Linked DNA regions of Homo sapiens: region 2 is linked to region 1. Evidence: chromatin loops called from intact Hi-C (ENCODE). Cell type or tissue: heart right ventricle. All regions are shown on one strand. Each heading gives the region's core, and the rest is flanking DNA. Links, peaks and the distances in the headings are about the cores only. Region 1 has its middle 70 kb from the start of ASIC2-AS1. Region 2 overlaps ASIC2-AS1 (ASIC2 antisense RNA 1).

The links. Peaks named below come from ENCODE experiments on the same cell type or tissue, not always from the same donor. Only the 100,000 strongest peaks of a DNase experiment are listed, where the experiment ranks them.
Region 2: a loop joins it to region 1, with 7 times the contacts of the local background. A loop is called at or near these places in 3 of 110 quality-filtered maps.

The regions. Positions count from the first base shown.
Region 1 is chr17:33,623,507-33,633,999 of GRCh38, forward strand. It overlaps a transcript of ASIC2 not described here. Among named protein-coding and RNA genes, the nearest start is that of ASIC2-AS1, 70 kb to the left of the region's middle. In heart right ventricle, for the core only: no CTCF peak of the experiment used is centred there; a DNase peak (open chromatin) is centred at 5,608.
Region 2 is chr17:33,576,929-33,587,421 of GRCh38, forward strand. ASIC2-AS1 (ASIC2 antisense RNA 1) reads left to right here. Exons shown (of 4, transcript XR_001752838.2): 4 at 4,228-5,078. It also overlaps a transcript of ASIC2 not described here. Among named protein-coding and RNA genes, the nearest start is that of ASIC2-AS1, 23 kb to the left of the region's middle. RefSeq lists an enhancer at 5,999-7,198. In heart right ventricle, for the core only: no CTCF peak of the experiment used is centred there; no DNase peak of the experiment used is centred there; H3K27me3 peaks cover 1,219 bases.

The sequences.
Region 1 (10,493 bases), core at 951-8,950:
TCTGCCCGCCTCAGCCTCCCAAAGTGCTGAGATTACAGGTGTGGGACATCCTGCCTGGCCTCTTGTGATATCTTATGGTGGTAAAGTAATAGGACCCGAACAGCTATGAAGAGCAGAGCTAGGGCAACCTGGAAATGTCCATGTTTCTTATTTTTTCCATAACAGAACACTAGTCATTTTTGTCCATTTCTCTATCTGCCTTTGTCTCTCAGTGCTTCTTTTTCATTCTGTTTGTAGTCATGTGCATAACATTCCCTAACTACATTTTTTCTTCTTTTTCTCTACTCCAGGTAGAGAAACTGAGGCTCACAATCCTAGAGAGATAGTCCAAGCTGTATGTAGTATTTGACTTGGCTGGAATCCAAGGCTCCAGCCCCCCACCTTCCCATCTGTCACCCTCCTCTGCCTTCTCTCTCTGGTGTCAGACGCAGACCTTCTGCTTCCTTGCCTGCCAGTCTGACGCATTCTTCAGGCCCAGAACCATTTAGAAATAATTATTTTAAAAACAAATAAACTCTTCTTTCTGTGATCTTTACTTTCTGTTCATCCACACCAAGCTGTGGCTATTTTTACTCACCCTAGCTCCTGGCAGGTCTTTTTGGAAAGTCACCATGACATTTTGTGCTGCTTGGCCTGGCATTCATCTAGAATATTTTTTCGAAAACATCCTGCTCTGGAGAAATGTCAGTGTTTATGGTGCATCCAGAGGGATATATCAGCAGAAGAAAAGATCCACTTAAGTAAGTCCTAGCTTGACAAGGAGTGGGTTTGGAGGCAGACACACCCAGAAGTAGCAAAGCACAGTGAGGCATGCTGGAAAGAGATGGTGGTGAAGATCCATGTCTGTCGGGAGGTCACCTGGTGAAGGTTTGAAGAATCTGGAAAAAGGATGGATACACAGACTGAACAGTAGTTGGGTGCTCAAGCGAAAGCAGGGAGGCCGTCCCAATTAGTGATGTCCAGCTGGTACTGCACTTGGACAAGTCACGTTTTCTCCTTTTCTCTATTGGAGGCCTCCTCTTGTATCAGGTATGGGTAAGGATTCTAGGACAAACATACACAGTATCCTTCTTACTGATGCTGGAGAAGGAGCGTTGGAAGAAGAGTCTCAGGTTCTAGTGCTGGCTTTGCTGCCAAGTAGTTGTTTGATCAGCAGCAATTCACACTATCTCTTTTGGCTTAATTCACATTATCTCTTTTGAATAAAGTGGGGCACTGGATGGTCACTTCTAGGCCTTAAGTTCTTTGAGTCTAAGACAAATGAAGATGGTTGCTTATCATAGGGCTAAGCATTTGGGGTCTAACAAGTCAAAGGGAGGTCATTTTCACCAATCCAAGCATCCATCATACATCTGTTCACCTTCACTAAGAACATTCTATATGTCAAGAACTAAGCTAGCACTATGGAATTGATTTAACTAAATACCTATCTTCAAAGAATACATTGTGAAAAGGCACGATAGCCAGCATGACTCTCAGTGAGCACTGCCTCTGGCTAGTGACACCCTTGTGTGGATCCCTTCTTCCTTGTACCAGGATCAGTCTTGTTGATCAATAGAATACAACAGAAAAGGTGGTATGCCATTCTGAGGTTTTGTTATCAAAGACAATGTGGCCTCTCTGTCTATCTATCTATCTATCTATCTATCTATCTATCTATCTATCTATCATCTATTATCTATCTATTATCTGTCATCTATCTATCTATCTATCTATCTGTCTATCTATCTATCATGTATCTTTATCTCTCTTTCATCTCTTGCAGTAGAGGAAGTCAGCTTCATGTTGTAAAGATGTTCAGGCAGCCTATAAAGAGGACTACATTGAAAGCTGGTCTCCATCTAACAACCAGTGAAGAACTAAGGCCTTCCAACAACTACAGGAGTGAGCTTAGATAAGTATCCTTCCCCACTTGAGCCTTCAAATGACTGCAGCCCTAACCAACAGCCTAACTGTAACTTCCTGAAAGACCCTGAGCCAGAATCACCCACCTAAGCAGCTCCCATGAAAACTGTGAGCTGATAAGTTATTGTTTTAAGCTTCCACATCTTAGATTAATTTGCAACACAGAAATTGATAACTAATACAGAAGAGAGATTAAAACATGGACCTATAGAGTTGTCACACAAACTTTTTGAATATCCCTAAACATCAAAGACATAAATAAAAGGTCTGGTGTCCACTTTCAGGGAATACACAATTGAAATAAAAAGTGTTATAAAGAAATAAAATTGACAAATCTGCCATGTGAGTTTTAAGGAGAACAAGCTCATGGCCAGCTGGAGAGAGAGTGGGAAATCTACACTGCTTAGCTTGCAGACGCTTCATGAGTATCTTTGAACTGGATTCTGAAAGATGAAAGAGATTTGGAGGTGCAGGTGGAAAGGTATTCTGAATGTCAAGGTCCTTGTAAGCCAACCAACCAACCTCCTCTTAGATCAGGCATTGGTAGGAATTCCAGGGCAGGCATATACAGGGCCTTTCATGTTGGTGGTGGAAAAGGAGAATTGGAAGAAGATTCTGAGGTTCTAGTCCTGGCTTTGCTGCCAAGTGATTTTTTGATCATTAGCAACTCACATTATCTCTTTTGGCTTCTGTTTTTGCAGCTGTAGAATGCAGTGGGGCACTGGATGGTCACTTCTAGGCCTTAAGTTCTTTGTTAACTTAAGGAGCTTTGAATGAATAAAATTGGATGTATTCTTAAGAATGGCTGGTAATTTAATGTGGTTGGTAAGTATGGAAAAAAAAGGACTAGAACGTCGTGCAAAGATGTGAGTCCTTTTTCCTTTAAGCCATGGTTCTTAAGCTTTAATTATTCATTTACCACGTATGTTATTTTTTAATGCAAGTATACCATATATCATAATTTGGTTAATTATTAAATTTAGATTCACTAGCTTTTTTAAACATTAGTTTTGCCTTTGAGGACAATATTCATAAAACTATGAATCTGCTAGGCTATTTACATTTTTTCTAATAAACATAAAAGTGAACAGTCACTATTTAACGAAATGCGCTCTTCTGTGTACCACCTGAAATCCTTCAATAGTCCAGCAGTGGTACATCATGCTTTGGGAAACACCATTGATAACGGTGTCAGGGGAGGGGATGCCCTAATCGAAGCTGTGTTTGTGTGGAGTCAGCTGGAAGTCACCCTAGAGGCTCTCCTCTTCTTTAGCACTCCTGACATCCAATCAATTACCAAGTCCAGTAGATCCTGTCTCCTAAGTAACTCTTTATGCCCCTTGCTCTCACTCCCTCCTCAACTTCCTGGGCTTAAGTTCTCATCATTTGCAACATGCACCATTTCAGCGGCTTCCTGATTTCCAGCACTCAAACCTTGCCCTTCCTCTGCCCTATGAACACAATTCTGACCATGTGACTTCTTTGCTCAAAATCCTTTCCCCTCACCTTCAGAATAAAAACACACACTCCTTAGCTTTGTGCACTGGGCCCTTCAGACTTGAGACTGTGTACACCTGTCCAGTCTCACTTCTGGCCCTCATCCACCCCGCATCAACACATGCACAGGCACACTTCAGCCTCCAAGAACCCTGAAGGATTTGCACTTCCCTGAGCAAGACTGTTCTCACACATGTAACCTTGTGTCTTTGAAGGAAAAATGCTGTCATCCTGGAATGCCCTCCCTTCCTAGTCTGCCGGAACAAGCCTCCTCATCCTTAGGGGTTCAGCCATTCCAGATTCCAGATTTCTCTCTAGAGACACAGGCATGTCTTCCCTGGAGCAACCATTTCACTGGGTACAAATCTCTATCCTACCACTCTGTGTTATAAATGCCTCTTGATATCCCAAATCCAGTGCTAAAGTGTGAAGACAGAGTTTGGGTGCTTTATTTATTCCTTTATCTTTGATGCCCTGCACCCTGGTGCCACCCAATAAATGCTTCTCAAATAAATATGTGGCCTGCAGGCGTACAGAGGCAAGTCTATGGTTTGGCTAGAAGGGGAACTAAATTCCAGCTCCCTCCTGCTGCTGCTCCTGCCACTGATGAAAAGTGTCTTCCCAACAGGAAGAATGAATGAGCCTTGGGGCGGTGGTAGCAGGTGTGCTGAACTCTGGCTAGGTCTCCTCAACCCCTGAAGGTGAGGCCCTGCTCAAAGCTTCCTGATTCCTGTTAAGTTCAATGTTTTCTGACAGACACAAGCCAATTAGCTGTCTGCTGCTGGCGGCTGGTTTATTCAACATGGTTTGCTGTTTTGATTTGAAAACCTAATATTTTTCAGGGATTTGATTTGGTTCCACTGGGGAGCAGAGATAAGCTGTTCAGCCTCAGCCGCTGAGCTGGCTCTAATGGCCCTCATTCACTGCATACCCAGTATCCAGTGAGTTCTCAGGCTGTCTCCAGCTTGGATGTAAGAAGAGGCCTCCTCCGGGCATCTGTAGTCCCAGCTACTCGGGAGGCTGAGGCAGGAGAATGGCGTGAACCTGGGAGGCGGAGCTTGCAGTGAGCTGAGATTGTGCCACTGCACTCCAGCCTGGGGGACAGAGCGAGACTCTGTCTCAAAAAAATAAAAAAAGAAGAGGCCTCCTCCTGTGCTGTGTGTGGGCCTACACAGGTGGCTAGGACAACCCTGATTGGACCTCAAAGAAGCCAAAGGATGCCAATGTCCTCCCATTAGATCAGGGTGGTCCCGATGCCTGGGAGTCTGCCCAGCCCCTTCTATGGGGACCTAGTCTGATTCAGCTTCTGTTTCTTCCAAGTTCTTTCTGATTTGCTGTTGGAAAATCAGAAAGTAATTGATTTTCTGATATCTACCTGTCTGGTCTTTTTTTTTTTTTGTTGAGACAGGTTCTCACTCTGTCACCCAAGCTGGAGTACAGTGGTGTGACCATAGCTCATTGCAACCTCGACCTCCTTGGCTCAAGTGATCCTCCCTTCTCAGCCTCCTGAGTAGCTAGGACTACAGGTGCATGCCACCATGCCTGGCTAGTTTTTAAATTTTTTTTTTTGCAGAGATGAAGTCTCACTATGTTATCCAGGTTGGTCTTGAACTCTTGGCCTCAGTGATTCTCCTACCTTGACCTCCCAAGGTATGAGGGTTACAGGTGTGAGCCGCCTCGCCAACCCTATCTGGCTTTTTAAAAGCAGGGAACTCTGTTCCCTTTGTGTTTGTATCCCTGGCTGATAATAATAATTTGTCAGTGTTTAGCCTGTGTCCATGCCTGGTAAGTGTTAAGCACTGTCAACACTCTTCTGATACTTAATCCCCATAACAGCCCTCTGAGGTTGATACAATTATTACCTCCATCTAATAGAAGGAAAAACTTGAGTCAAAAGAGATTAAGGAATTTATCAATGCCAATGTTCACCTTCTAGCAAGAGACCAGTCTGGGTTTGAATTCCACTTTGCCTGATACCAAATCCCATGCTCTTAGCCCTGCACTGTGCCTGGCAGTATCTGTTGCACGTGGGAGCCCTCAGCACAGTGTTGGGAATACAGCATGGATGCGGCCGTTCTCCCCATCCAAAGTCCTCTCAGCTTTGGGTGAGGGCTGACCTCCGAGGAGTCACAGCTGCCTTCATCCAGACCCTCTGGATTAGGCCCTGTGTTGCCAACATCTGCCTGAACTACACTTGTATCTGCTATTCCTGTTTGACCCAGTACATAAGCCCTCCTGGTCCCCCTGGCTCCCATCCCAGAAACCAGCTTCTGTAGCCAGAGAATGCTCACCAGCCCTCCCCGTGGCTTCTTCCCTGCTCTCTGCCAGCTTTTCTTCCACTTTTCAGTTTGGTTAAGATCTGAAGTCTCCCATGATCCACTATTAAGGATGAATGATTAGGCTTCAAATTAGAAGGCACTTAGGAATTAATTGTCTGAAAGGGCTGACATTTCACTCCAGTTGGGAAGTTTTTAATCAATTCCCAGATCAATGCACAGCTCTCCTAATTGGAAGAATCTGACGGAAATCAGAGGGCTACTCAGTTTTTATAAAGTATCTATAAAAATAGATAGGTTAGGGAGCTAGTGTTGACCAAGTGACGTATGTTGGTTGCGTTAATACAAGTATTGTCTGTACAGTGAGGGAGGTGATTGGCTCTTGATTTGGTGAGTCCCAGGTTACATGGAGGAAGGTAGACAATATTTCCCTGGGAGAGCTGGGAAGGTTAAAGGATGCTAGAGGGAGGATACCATAGCCATGGCCCTATAGTGCTATCTCTTTGAACTGAAAAAAACTGGAATCAGTGCCTTACTTGAAAAGTGATAGAGGTGCTGCTCAGCAGCCCTGGGCAAACTTCCAGGGTAGCAAACCCAGTTCTGCCAGAAGCTCTGGCCTTCAGTAATATCCCAGGGAGAGAAGCGGTGACCCTGTAAGGCTGAAGAGCTAAGGATGATTATGCCAATGGAAATCCCTAAAGAGATTTTATGTTTCTCAGCTGCAGTACCATGAGGCTCAGCAAGACGAGGAAGGGGCTTGTTCAAGACTTGGGCATCCCTCTTGATACTTATTCATTGAAGGTCAAATGCAGGTTACATGTGACTCAGGTGCGGTTGCCCTGTTAAGCCCTTTATGGGACCAGGTCTCTCTAGGCCCACCAGCGGCCATCTCTCTACTTTTCACACAGTTGCCCCAGGGATGTTTCTGCAACTTGCATCTGATCACTTTTCTTCCCTACCCTCAATCCCTCTGTGGCTCCCAATCATCTGTAAGAACTTTGGGATCTCATTCCTGCAGTATCTTCAGCTTCTTCATCTATCAGTTCCTTCCTTCCCCATCTCACATAAGTTGGTCGCATGCTGACAGTTCCTGAAAAAGCCAGACTATGCCGCTTCTGTAGGTCCTGGTTCACATGGTTCCTTTTCTCTGAGTGCCCCTCTGCTCCTGTCTGTGCAGTGACCACCTACTCAGCTTTCACGAACCAGTCTGCACATGCCAACTCCATAAAGCCTTTCCTGCCCCTTTCCTGCCCCCTTTCCCTGTCCTCCCCGGAGAAAGGAAAGGACCTTGTGTGTGCCCCGTGGAGATGTCTGACTTGTACCCCCTAGTGCACTGATGTCCCCTTTAGGACCATGCCACTTAGCTCTCTATGACAAGCATGCTATGAAACACTGCAGCACAGTGCTCAAGGTCAAGGGTTCCAAATCCTAGCTCTGACACTCCCTGCTGTGTGGCCTTAACAATCTACTTAACCTTCTGAGCCTGTTTTCTCCTCTGTAATATGGAAAAGATAATAGTACTTCCCTTACTGGGTTATTGAAAGAATCAAATGTGAAAATTCAGGCAGTGTTCAGTCACACTGCCTGGTCTATGGTGTATGCTCAGTAAGCATTAGTTATTATTGTTTGTATTCTTGTCATCATCATCATAACTAGCATCATCATTTGTTGAGTTGAGATCTGGTCTGGCATTGAGTAGGTGCTATACACAAAAGTATAAAATTAAGGACTGACATGCAAAGTCCTATCTCACCAAAAGGGTGAGACCATTCTTTAAATTCTTATCTGCAAATTAATATTTGTTGAGTGACTAAATGGAAAAGTGTGGATAAAATGTGACTCTCAGATTGGAGTAAAGTTGGAGAATAAACCTGGGTAAGGAGCAAGTGGAAGGTTGTCCAATTTCTGTGGATGGGGCCCAAGAAGACACTGCCACATGGTGGTGGGAGGGAGTCAGAGGCCCTGAAGCCAGGCAACGTACAGGTCAAGCAATGCCAGCCCCTTGGGCTAAGGGAAGCAATTATTGGAGAGTCAGAAATCTGTACTTTGAGAACCTGCCTTTATGTGGCTGGTGTTTTCTGTAGTTATTTCGTTTGTGCTCCCCCTCAGTCTTAAGCGTGGCATGCTGCTTTTAGTGATTTTTTTTTTTTTTTTTGGAGGGAGAGTTTCTTTTTGATGCCAGCCCGTCTCAGCTATACTAAGGAGAAACAGAGAAAGTGACTGAACTGAAATGTAAATGGAGGGACTGCAGTCTCATGATGACATTATGGGCTTTGGAGAGAGACCTACCCATGTTTGATGTCTGCTGGTTCTGTGACGTTTTTGTATCTCAGTTTCCTCATCAGTAAAATGGGGATAAGAATAGTATCCACTGCAAAATGTTGCCGGGAAGATGGAATGCGATTGTGCCCACAGGGTGCTTAGCATTATGCCTGGCACATTGACAGAGAGGACAAAGACAGAAGTTAAAGGCATTGGGGGTGGTATAGCATCCATAGGTGGAAGGAAATGAAGGGGAAGGGGGAGTCAAAGTCTGAGAGTCCCAAAAGGCAAGTGAACTCTGGAGCACCTGAAAATCTCCTTCCAGGGTGGAATGTGTTCCCCTGGGAGGGCCCTTTGTTATATTCAAATAAAGAAGGTTATTGTCTGAGGGGGACTTGATCACCATTTTCAAATATTTGATAAGAAAGATAAGAGGGTATGGTGTAGGACAGATGACCTTTAGGTCTCTTCCAAGTCTGAGATTCTCTGATTCAAGAATGGGGAAGGGCCCAAAAGTGGTTGTATTATTGGTTCAAAGTAGGGCTGACTACACAGGTCTTGCAGAAAAGGAGGCAGCATGGCAGAAGTTATAAGTGAGGGCTTGAGGGACAGAACTGGGTTCAATTCCTGGTTCTGCCACTTATTAGCTGTGTGACCTGGGAAAATCAACTAACCTCTCTGAGTCTCAGTTTTCTCATCTGGAAGATGATAATATTTACCACAGAGGGTTTGTGATGATCAAATGATATAATGCACGGAAATCCCTTGGCTAGTATGTAGAACCTAGTAGTGATAGATTCATTGCATTTAAGAATGTCTAATGTTAGTGAAATAATTTACCTGCAATAATAATATGATACATCAAAACAACATAATAATAACGCTTAAGATTGTTGTTATTGATAAAGTAACACACAATTCTCTGTCACGGTTCAGATTAAACGTGGAGCTGTGGGATATGGAAGCCCTGCATGCCCCAGCACTCAGGACTGCCCAGTGCTGGGACAGTGTCCCTAGTCACATGTTTTGTAGGCCAGTCAGAAGATCGTACTCCACCCCTACCCCCAACCCTTGACCATGAGCCCCGAGAACCTGGAAGCTGCTTTTCCCAGTAAACTATGGAGTGTTTGGTGCACTCTTTGATTTTTATTTATTTATTTACTTATTGGTAGAGATGGGGGTCTTGCCATGTCACCCATGCTGATCCCAAACTCCTGGCCTCAAGTCCTCCTGCCTCAGGCTCCCAAAGTGCAAAGATTACAGATGTGAACCAGTGTACCTGGCCTGGTCCACCCTTTGAAACTCCCTCTGCACCTTTTCTGACTCTTCTTGACCAAGCTTGTCTCTAACCTTACAACAACAATGCCAGCAATAATAATAACAGCTGCTATTTATGTTGCATTTACTTTCTACTTGTAGATGACATTGTGCCAAGAGTTCTCTGTAAGTGCTCTAATTTAATCTTCAAATATAGTTGGGGTTCCAGGAGGTTTGATAACTTGAGCAGAAAGCCCTGGATTACAGCCTAGTTGAGGAAGAAGACCCAGAAGCTCTCTTACTTTTGCTCCCTGCTGGCTTCTCCTGTGTGGGTTCCAGCACAAAGCCTCCTCCCCTAGAAACATCAGGCTGAGTGAAGGCAACATGATTTTGCCTCAGTGCTGCCTTTCTTCTCCAAGGACTGGTGAGGGTCGGGTCTCCAGGGAGTCATCTGAGAGAGTGTTACCCTGATTCTCACTGGAGTGCATCAACCCAATGCCCATGAAGCCCAGGGGCTTGCCACAGCGCTCCTGACCTGTGCGAGGGTCCAAAAAGGCTCTTGTGTGAGCCATTCCCCACCTGTGGGGTGCAACAAGGACCAGGACACCTGCTTCTCTGGGCAGCCCTGACATCTGGACACAATGCAGAGGGCAGATCACGAGTGGACTCTGGGACATAGAAAGGTGAGATAGCAAGGAAGGACCGGTTAGAAAATAAACATCACAGCATTGACCCAATCCCAGTCCCTGCCACAAGCTTGGGTGCCCCAAACTTGGCCACAGGGAGCCTGTTTCTGCTGGGTCGAGGGGTTGCTGGAGTTGACATGCCCAGGGCCTCTCAGTTCATGTGCTCACCCCTTGCATTTCATGCAGCCTACGCCTGCCATGTCTGCCAATTAGCATAAGGCAGTATGTCCGGCAAAAAACAGGTGGGTGTTTCCTTCTCCCTATGCACAGGGATTGTGCCCAGAGCACATACCCATATCTCATTCTCTGTAGCAACAGCCACACCCATGCCCCAACCATTTAATAGCTTCTCAGCCTGTCCTATTCTAAGGCAGGAAAGGGTCGGTGGCAGTTCCAGCCTTATCCTCAGGGTCTGACACAATCGGGCTTTTACGAAAGGCATGTTTTACTGCCACCTGGGTCTAGCCTAGTGACCCTGAGACCCTGCCTCTTCATGACTCCTAAGCCCATCTTCTGTGCAAAGCCCCAGAGCTAGGGGCTTCCAGAGGCATTTCCTGCCTTATTCTTTGTGCCTTAATCTGTGTCCCAGGATCCTGCCCTTGCCCTCAGG
Region 2 (10,493 bases), core at 1,421-9,420, 46 kb before region 1:
TGTAAGGGTTATATGCATTAATATGTGTAATGCGCTCAAAATAGGGCCTGACATATAGTATGTTCTCATTAAACATTACCTTGTAACAAATGTATGACCTCTTTGTTGACTTTGAGCCTCTTCATTCATCTTTTCTCCTCTGCTTTTCCTTCTTATACCTTCCTCTGGCCAGAATACCCAACTGCTAGGGCTTGAGAAGACAATGTTGAAGACAGTTAGCCCTCTCTCCATTGCCACTGAGTGCTGTGTGATTTATACACAGTATCCCAGGGAAGCCTCCTATTACTGCTGCAAGGGAGGGTCATTTTAAGAGGAGTCCAAGGCTTCTGGAACATGTTATGCTCCCTCTGTGGCCCCAGGTCTAAGTGCAGCCCTTAAATTACTGTGCAGCTTCAGAAGAGACTGAAGCATTTCCTTGTCAGAAAACAGCTTTGCTCCTTCTGGAAGGGAATCTCCAGGGGAGAGGTGTAAAGGAAGAGGAGCGGCGAGCAGGGCAGCCTGACATGGGATTCAGGTGCTGCTGAGAGGCCTCCCCATGCTGTGGAGACAACAGACCCTACCGTATTGGTTCTCTAGACCCAGTGCTTCCCAACCTGGCACAGCATTAGTATTTCCTGGACTTCTCCCCAGAATAACCAAACCTGATATTTCAGGAATATGGCCCTGGAATGAGCATTCTTACCAACCACAGGGGATTTGGGTGCAGCAAATGAACAACAGTGGAAAAGCAGTTCCCCTAGCACCTATTTTTACCAGTCCCCTCATTCTCTAAGGAATTAGCCACCAACTGAGAGATGTCCCAGATATGACTGCTCAGCCTCATTCCCCTCCTCTGTGTTCACACCATGTTCCACCCGGCCTGCCCCCAACCTGTCTTACACCACCATCCGTGAAACTCCTACCCTTCTGCCTAGGGCCTCTCCAAAGGAGAGAAGAGAACCTTTCCAGTGGCAGCCAGTGGTGTGTTCCTGGTGCTTGAGGTGTGAGTTGAAAATGCCATTATTAGCATTTTTCATCCAGCTGCATCCAAGCCTGGCCACGCTTCTGTTGCTTACTTGGGCTTCCAATCTCCATTTACAGGTTTTGCACACAGCGAGGACTCAAGGACTGTACTTTCTGGGTGGAGCTGAATTTCTATAGGAACATACTTCCCGTCTCCTAAACAGCTGACTTATAAGACACCTTTGGAACCCATTCTACTGGCAGTTTAGAGACCACCTGCCCTTATTTTATTTAACTGAACCCCTTCCACTCTACTTTGGGCCATAATCTCTGATTTTAGGAATGATGAGACGTTCTGAATGCCCTTAGAAGTGTTCCCCTATCTACTGGTCATTAAAAGCAAATGACAGCACAGTGAAACACTGTGGTTTAGAAGTTTCTAATCCTGGTAGTAACTCAAGCTGACATTTCAATTCTCTGAGCCTTAATTTTTATTTATAGGACACGTTAAACCAGATGATTTCTAAAATCTCTTCAGGCTCTGCTACCTTACTCATTTACAGTATCAGTCATTTACACCTTAGTATGAATAAAGACTGAACAAAGTAAAATGGGTGGGCGAGACAATTGGGACGGATAGAAGAATAAAGGGACATAGACAAAATGGCTAAGGGACACCAAGAAAAAAGTTCAAACAAGTTTCCTTAGGGAAGCCTTTGCCTATTCTTGGGAAGATCTTTATACGTTTGGGGTTCAGTCACTATGTCATTAGACTCCATCTCTCCCCTTATTTACTTCACTCCCCCCTCCTCTTCCCTACACCAACTCTACAACTGACCCGGCTTGACCTTGACAGAGGGGGCACTAATGGCTTTTCAATACAGCCCCACCTGGAAGGTGCTGATTTCGCATAATCCTAAGATTAGTCTAGTCACAGTTCATATAGTTCAGGGACTGTAATTAAACTGTGGAGCTAAACATTGGGGTCTGTGACCTGAAACAGTGACCGTGGTAAAACCCTGCCACAGCAGGCAAGAAAAGATGGATGGGGTCAGAATTCTCTAGCTTCTGCTGCTGCATCCTCACCTGGTCCTAGGGAGCACCTTGGAAGCGGTTATAGAATGCAGGTTAATGGTCAGGTGCGCTGTCTCACTCCTGTAATCCCAGCACTTTGGGAGGTCGAAGCGGGTGGATCACTTGAGGTCAGGGATTCAGACCAGTCTGGCCAACATGGTGAAACCCCGTCTCTACTAAAAATATAAAACAGTAGCCAGGCATGATGGTGGGCGCCTGTAATCCCAGCTACTTGAGAGGCTGAGGCAGGAGAATCGCTTGAACCCGGGAGGCAGAGGTTGCAGTGAGCCAAAATCACACCATTGCACTCCAGCCTGGGTAGCACGAATGAAACTGTGTCTCAAAAAAAAAAAAAAAAAATGCAGGTGGGTGACTCAGATGTTGGCTCAGGGCACACTGGAACACGATGTGGCTTGGTATGTTTACAAACCTCTAACACTCCGCCTCATTATTCTGGAGGGGAAGGTAGAAAACAAGGAGATATAGACTAGGGCTGCGGGGTACCCATCCAGTTTATTCATTCAACATTCATTGAGAATCACGTGCCTTACTGTGCCCAGAATTGTCTCCTCCTGGTGGGTTCTCGGTCTCCCTGCCTTCAAGAATGAAAGGGCAGACCCTACTGGTGAGTGTTACAGCTCTTAAAGATGGTGTGTCGGGAGTTTGTTCCTTCAGGTGTTCAGCTGCGTCTGAAGTTTCTTCCTTCTGGTGGGCTCCTGGTCTGGCAGACTTCTAGAGTGAAGCTACAGACCTTCGCAGCCAGCGTTACAACTGTTAAAAGTAGTGCGGACCCAAACACTAAACAGCAGCAAAACTCATTCAGAAGAGCAAAAGAACAAACTACCACACCGTGAAAAACACCCCTTGGATTTCGGCGTCTGGCTCGGGTGGGCTGCATTTATTCCCTTATTTGGCCCCACCCACATCCTGCTTATTGGTCCATTTTACAGAGAGCTGATTGGTCCATTTTACAGAGAGCTGATTGGTCCATTTTTCAGAATGCTGATTGGTCCGTTTTTACAGAGTGCTGATTGGTATGTTTACAAACCTCTAGCTAGACACAGAGTGCTGATTGGTGCATTTCCAATCCTTTAGCTAGACAGAAAAGTTCCCCAAGTCCCCACCTGACCCAGAAGGCCAGCTGGCTTCACGTCTTATTAACATCCTGAACTCCAGGGTTGGTACCCACAGGGTAGTAAGTTGACCACCAGACCACTTTATACAGCATCCAAACTGGCATGGAGAACTCAGACTCCATTCAGATGGATATCAATTCCATCTGGATCTAATTAAATGCAAAGGACCCAGCATCACAAATACAGGTGGCAGGTAAGACTCAAAGTCAGGAGTGCAGCACTGCTGCAACTCTGGGTATAGAGTTCTATGAGAGCAGGGCTTTGACCATTGTGGTGGGAGAGATGTATGCAAAGAGGGAGCGGAAGGAAAGAGCTGGGGACTAGAGATCTGAGTAGAAACCGCACTACAGGTGGCATCAGTATCATGAAAGAATGCAAATGATGTTACTTGTAGATGTGTGGGTCCCCAGGGCCCACACTAGGCAAATTGGATGATGGGTCTGTTGCACTAAAACCAATGCCAGGCTGCACTCATGAGTGACGCTGAGGGTCCTAATGGCTCCCTGCACCTATCAGGTTAGCTCAGGATTAGGAGGAGTTAAGAATGAGAGTGAAGACTCAATGACCCCAGCTCAGCACCTCCTCCTCACTCTTGTTTTTGTGACCCTGGGGTCCCCAGGTACTTCGTCAGTGGGATCTCACTCTTGCTGCGTCTCAGCTAATATAAGATAAGGTGGTAGTAATGTCTTATTGTAGCACCTCCCCAAGATATGAAAAATAACTAAGTTCTTTTTATTAAATGGCTTAAAGGCCTATGGGATACAAGCACTACAAGTGTAATAGTGTCATCTGCATAGGGGCACCTACCCAGGGTTAATGGGCCACGGTCATGTAGATACCACCTTTTTGGTTTATGCGGTAGGCAAAATTTTTAAAATGTCCCCATCCTCAAGATCACACCTCTAATCTCTAGGATCTTTGAATAGGCTGAGATACCACGTCCATGAATATGTTACATTTACAGCAAAAGAAGTTTTGCAGATGTAATTAAGGTTACTAATTAGTTGACCTTAAAATAGGAAGATTAGCCTGGATTATCTGGGTGGGCTCAATGTAATCCCATGTGTTCTTAAAGGCAGAAGAGGAGGACAGCAGGTGAAGTCAGAGAGATTCAAAGCACAAGGATTCAACTTTCTGTTGCTGGCCTTGAAGATGCAGGAGGCCATGAGCCAAGGAATGCAAGCAGCCTCTGGAAGTTGAAAACGACCTAAGTGCTCAGTCCTACAGCTGCATGGAACTGAAATCTGCCAACACCCTGAGTGATCCGGAAGTGGATTTTCTCCCAAAGCCTCCTGATAGGAGCCCCAGCCAGCTGACAGATTGACTTCAGCACTATGACATCAAAGAGCCCACCCAAGGCTGTTACTGGAAGGAGGGCCTTGAGTGTAAGTTATTCAGTTTCTTGGCGTTTTGAACAAAGACTTGGACAAAACACACAAAGTAACAAAGGACTGAAACATAGGAACGAAGTAGGGAAAGCAGGAATGTATTAAAGTGAAAAAGGACCCCACAGGGTGGGAGTCGGCCCAAGCAGGTGGCTCAAGGGCCCAGTTGCAAAGTTTTCTGGGTTTTAAGTTCTCCTGTTCAGATTCCTATTGGCTACCCTTTATCTGGATGAAGAATTTGGCCTGTGGCTAATTAAAGGATGAAGTGAATTGGTGTCCTATGCGATGAAGGGATGGTCCCTGCTTGGTCCTCGGCCCATCGAAGGCACTCTCCCTGTCCATCTGAGACATTGAGTAGCCTTTGCTCCTTTGCTACTCTGGAGCGGGGAGGTGGGGTTTTTCCTTTTGGTTTAGCTTTAGGAAGTTGGTTTAATTGGCCTTAGCTTCCCTGACCGTAGACCCAGGTGCTATCCTTTTGATTCAGCTTTAGGAAGTCAGCACGAATTGGCCTCAGATTCCGTGTCCCCACACCTTGGTGTTTTTCCTGGATTCAGCACCAATTGTCCTTAAGTTCCCTGCCTCCAGACCCTTATTCTCCTTCCTGAAGACAGCTTGAACTTCTGACCCACAGAACTAGGAGCTAATAAATGAGTGTAGTTTTAAGCCACCGAGTTTGGCAATTTGTTACAACAGCTGTCGAAAATGAATGTAATCTACAAAATAGGAGACTGTCACTTAGGGGAGGGACAGTAATGCGTTGTGAGCACCTGGAGGGCAGAAACTGGGTGTTATTTATTTGGAGGCCTTACAGCCTGATATGTAGTAAATGCTCAATAAATATAAGTGAATGAATCAATGAATAAATGTTAAAAGGATAAGCAAAGGAGCCAGGCTCAGTCTATAAATTAATGATTTCCCAAATAGCTGCAGATTCCAGGATGTGTTCAACCGAGAGGCAAGGGTGCTGAGAGGTTAGCGCTTAAGAGTCTGTTGTCTGGAGTCTGAGGTCTAATCTCAGTTTGGTCTGCTAGCTGTGTGACCCTTGGGCAAGTTACCTAACTTCTCTATGCCTTTATTTTTCCACCTGCAAAGTTAGGATAGTAACAGTAACTACCTCATAGGGTTGTCACAAGGATTAACTAAAGGATGTACCTCAAGCTCTTAGAACAGTGGCTTGCCATAGTAAATATTCAGTACATATTTGCAATTATTTCACAGATGGAATCAAAATGATCTGATTTCAATTTTTGTTTCTCCAACAAGGTACTCGATTGGTCTCCACACCCCACCCCCTCATACACACTCATACACCCCCTCATACACATTCCAAAGCTTCATTTTCTCATTTATAAAACAAAGAGATGAACATTAAGAACATTCTTTATTTTAAAAACCTCTGTCATGTTAAAAAGCAGTGGGCACTGTTATTTTAATCTAGGCAAAGCCCTGTAGTTCTCACTGTTGCTGGCTTTTCAAAGTGGAATTCATCAGCAAATAACGTTACTAATGCTGCAAATGAGTGGGGCTGGGTGGGGTTGGGCTGGCTCTCACCCTGCCCTCCAGATGCAATGAGTGTGGGGACACTGGTGACTTCTACAAAGGCTCATTGAAAAGGTCCAGTCCAGCAGCGGCTTGGTCTAAGGTAAGGCTTCTTTTCTCATTGATTAGCTGAGCAGGGGGAGAGGAAGCTATTAGTTTTATTGTTGTTTTTCTTTATTGGACTCACAAGGCCTCAATGCCATAAACCCATAAACCAGAACTGGATACAATCTATTCTTAATTATACAGGGACAGATGATCTGCATTACAAATTGTCCACAGCAAACCTTGCTCACTAATTATTGATGAGATTGTCAGTCACTTGCCCTGCCTAAGCTCATGTTGGCATAAATGGCCCCATTACTTACTGCGGACTTAGAAGGCCTTATATTAGAAATGCTTATGTGTGGACATTTCTCTGCCTGCCTCCCTAGAAGAGAAGTTGCTTCGCAGTGGGCACTGTGCTATCTATGAAACACATTGAATGTATGCCCCAACCATGACCTTCCTTCCAGAACAGAGGAAGGGAGCCAAGCCAGCCATTATAGCTATGTCTGTATTCAGCTCTAAGCATCAGGACCCAAACTCCAAGACAATGCCTGTCCTGTTTAGGCCAGTGTTTTGCATCGGTGTTTAGGGAAAATCTCTATAATAGAAACTATAGAAGGAGAGGGGACTGTCTTAGGGCATGTCAGAACATGCCCAGATTATTTCATAGCCCATAGCACCGAACATACCAATGTTCAAGGGTGAGCACTCAAGCAGCTTGTGAAGCCCCAGGTAAATGATGCTCAGCTGCCACGGTTTCATTTTATTCAGTCACAGCATGGGCAATTAAGAATAAACTGCATTTGATTTCTCTGTGGTTGAGAAAGGATCTTGATGAGATGTCATCCTGGGGCTGAGTGTGTAGGTCCCAGGCAGACATGTTCTGGGCTCCTGGAGCTGAGGGTGGGGATGAGCAAGCCTCTGCTTGGGTTTATCTCAGCCAGAGCTACAGGCCTTTTGGATTGTTTTCTTTCCTGTGCCCTAGCCTTGAACTCTTGGCACAGTTCGGAAATCCGTTTTCATAAAACCGATTTATTTTTCCATTTATTTGATTAATTGAAATTGCTAATACTCTGGCCTCTAGGTCATAAACACTGGATAATAAAACCCCCTCTACATCTGTCCAGTATTTTAGTGTTCACTAAGCATTTCACATCCATCATCTCAAAGGTAGGCAGGGAAGGGATCGCCATCTTTAGTTCATGGAGAGGGTGACATGTGTTGTCAATGATTACAGTTAGTATGGAGCAGAGCTGGGGCTGGAAGCTGGTTCTTAGAGTCTGAGTCTAGTTCTCTTGTGGGGTGGCTAACAAGAGAATGAATGGCTCTTGTTGAAATTATTCCAGTTTACCCCAGGACTGAGTTGATTTTTAGGATCTGAGGCTTTTAATTTTAAAACTGGGTAAGTTCTGGGCAAATTGGGAGGAGCTTGTCACTCTACTTCAGAATCCCAGGGTGTCTGTTGTGATAGAGCCCTGTCACCTCCATCAGGTTCAGGGGAGGGAGGTGGCATGTGACTTGGCACAGGTGAGGCAGATGTTGTACCTGGAGCAGCCAACCAGGGCTGCTAGCTGAGAACAGCCAGAAGAACCTTATGGATGATCAGAGAGTGGCAGGAGATCCATCTAAGTCAGATCTTGGGGTGGGGTTTGATGGGTTGTGGAGGGACAGGAGGTACTGGTGATGGAGTGACCCCTCCTGCCTAGGCTGCTTGTGGAGACAGTTCGTAGGAGAAGGATTCGGAAGCCTGAGAGTGCTGAGCCGGAGAGGGGACACTAACAGGAACTGCCTGGCAAGAAAGACCCATGAGAGAGACACCGATGGCCTAAAGACAAAGACAGGGCAGAGGCACCATGGTGGATTGATGGGATGATGGGGGATGGAGGGAAAACGTCAGAGAAGGAGCAGACAGAGAGAGGAGGGAGGGTCCATGAGGTAGTTTCAGTTGGAGAAGAGTTTTGGGGCCCTCACTTGCCATCCACAGAATCTCTGTCCTTGTGGGCTACAGCCTCCTTCCCTCCAGCCTAGAGATTAAACCCTTCCTAATAAACCAGCCAATCTAATTTAGTTGGGGTGGAAGGAGAGGGAAAATGATTTGTTCAAAGTGGCCTGAGCCTGAGCTGAGTCTTGAGCTCTCCAGTCCAGGTTAATGGGCTTTTAGCCTTGAATCAGGGCAAGAGCCAGGCAGGCCACGTGGCTCATGGATGTACTCCCTTGTCAGCCTCACTGTGTCCTTGACCCAGTCCCAGGACCTCTGGCCCTGGGAACTTACATGCCTTCCCCAGTCTCTGAAGGATGGGATCTCATGTCTTGGTTCCATTCCCTTGCTTGTTAGCATTTTGCCTTTATTAATTTGAAGAAATTCAAATCTTATTGAGAAATCATTAAGTTAAACCAAACCCAGAACAAATCAACTGAGTAGAAAATTGCAGATACCAGCTGCACTTTTTCCTTCCCACCCAGAGTGGAGAAAGGACTGTTTTTGTGATTACCACAGAGGCAAGCAGGGAGAGTGAGGCACCTGCACTGGGCATGTGGTCACCATGTGACTGGCCAGAAAGCCCCAGGAGTTGGTTGCAATATGGGAAACCGTGTAATGCTGCAGGGAATATAAATAAGACAGAAGGAATCAGCTAACAGATGGGATTTCTTATCCTTTTTTGTTATGGCAACCAGGTAGGATGTTATAACCTGCATTTTAGTTTTCCCTTCTGCCCGCTAGTCTCGATGTTTTATCTAATTTGTAGTTTTCTTAGTCTTGATATATTTAATTTATATCTTTTACTTTATTACATATATGTCTTGAAAGCTGCTTCAAATCCTCTGTGGAACAAAGTGAGGAATAAATATACAGTCTGACGAGCCTCTCCACTAGTGTCCTTTTTGGAGCGTAGTGCCACAGTATAAGACTAAGTAACTAGGGAAGAAGGATGGCGGAGTGGTCATGCATGCCTCCGCAATACCTTGTCTCAGTTGGTGTGCAGAAGGGGGCACTCAGCCACCTCTAAGTTGTGCCAGTGCTTCCTAGACTCAGGAGAAGCAAGTGAACATGGCTCTGTGTGAGCTGGCAAAGAAGAGTGTCCACCGCAGCTCTTGGCTCCTGGCGCAAAGTCACCCTGTCTCAGGATCTTATTGAATTGTGATTTCATGAATATCCTCATAAAGAAGCCAGTCTATCTTTCTGGAGCTTTTTTCTGGAGCTTCTGGGTTCTCATATTTTATATTCTCAGTCTGAGTTTACCATCTAGGGGGGCAGGGGGACCTATTGTAACCTGCTCGGGTGAATTGAGATACGTCTTATAAAATTCTTGGGTTATTGCAATAGCTTCCTAACTAGCATCTCTGCTTCATTCTTGCCTCCCTACAACCCACTGATTGATCATTAAAAAAATGTAAATCATCACTATGCCACTTCCCTCTGTAGAACCTTGCATTGCTCTTGGCGTAAAATCCATGGTTCTTCCCAGGCTTTCAAGACCCTGCGTGATCTGGACCCTACATATTCTTGTCTCCCTTGTCATTCTTCTTTTGGCTTTCTGAATATGCCCAATGTATTCCTGTCTTGAGTTTTTGCTTTGCTTCTTCAATTATTATTGCTTGTTACAGGATTTTCCTGTTTCTTCATGTAGTAAGTTCTTTCTTATTCTTTAGGTCTCAAATCTCATCTTAGACCTGCCTTCTCTCCCAATCCATCTAAACTGGCTCCATCCCTTTCACTCTGCTCGACCTCAAAATTATCCATCACATCATGCTACTTACATCCAGCATTTACCACGATCTGCAATTATCTTCTTTATTTTCTCATTTGTTCATTATACACCTCTCTGAGCAGTATATAAGCTTCAGAGGGCAGAGACTTGATCTGTTTTGATCTCAGCTATAACTGAGCCACACCTAGCATCTAGCACTGTGGCTGGCATGTAGGAAGTTCTTAATAAATATTTGTGAGATTAATGTATCAATGACTTAAACCAAAAGTTCACAAACTATGGCTCATGAACCAAATCCAGCCTGTTGCCTGTTTGTGTAAATAATGTTCTGTTGGAACACAGCCTATTCACTTACATATGTTACATGATTATGTATTGTCTGTGGCTGTTTTTGGTGCTACCATGGCAGAGTTGAGTACTTGCAACAGAGATCATATAGCCTGCAATGCTGGAAATATTTACTATCTGATCCTTTACAGAAAATGTTTGTTGACCCTTGGCTTAAACCATAACCCTAACAATGGCTTAATCCATATGGGTATTTAGCGTTTCACTTAATGAGAAACAGAAGATCTCAGGGTCAGTTCAGTGGCTCAGTGATGTCATTCAGAACTCACAGTCCTGCTATTTTGTGCTCCTCTGTGCTGGAAATATCTTGC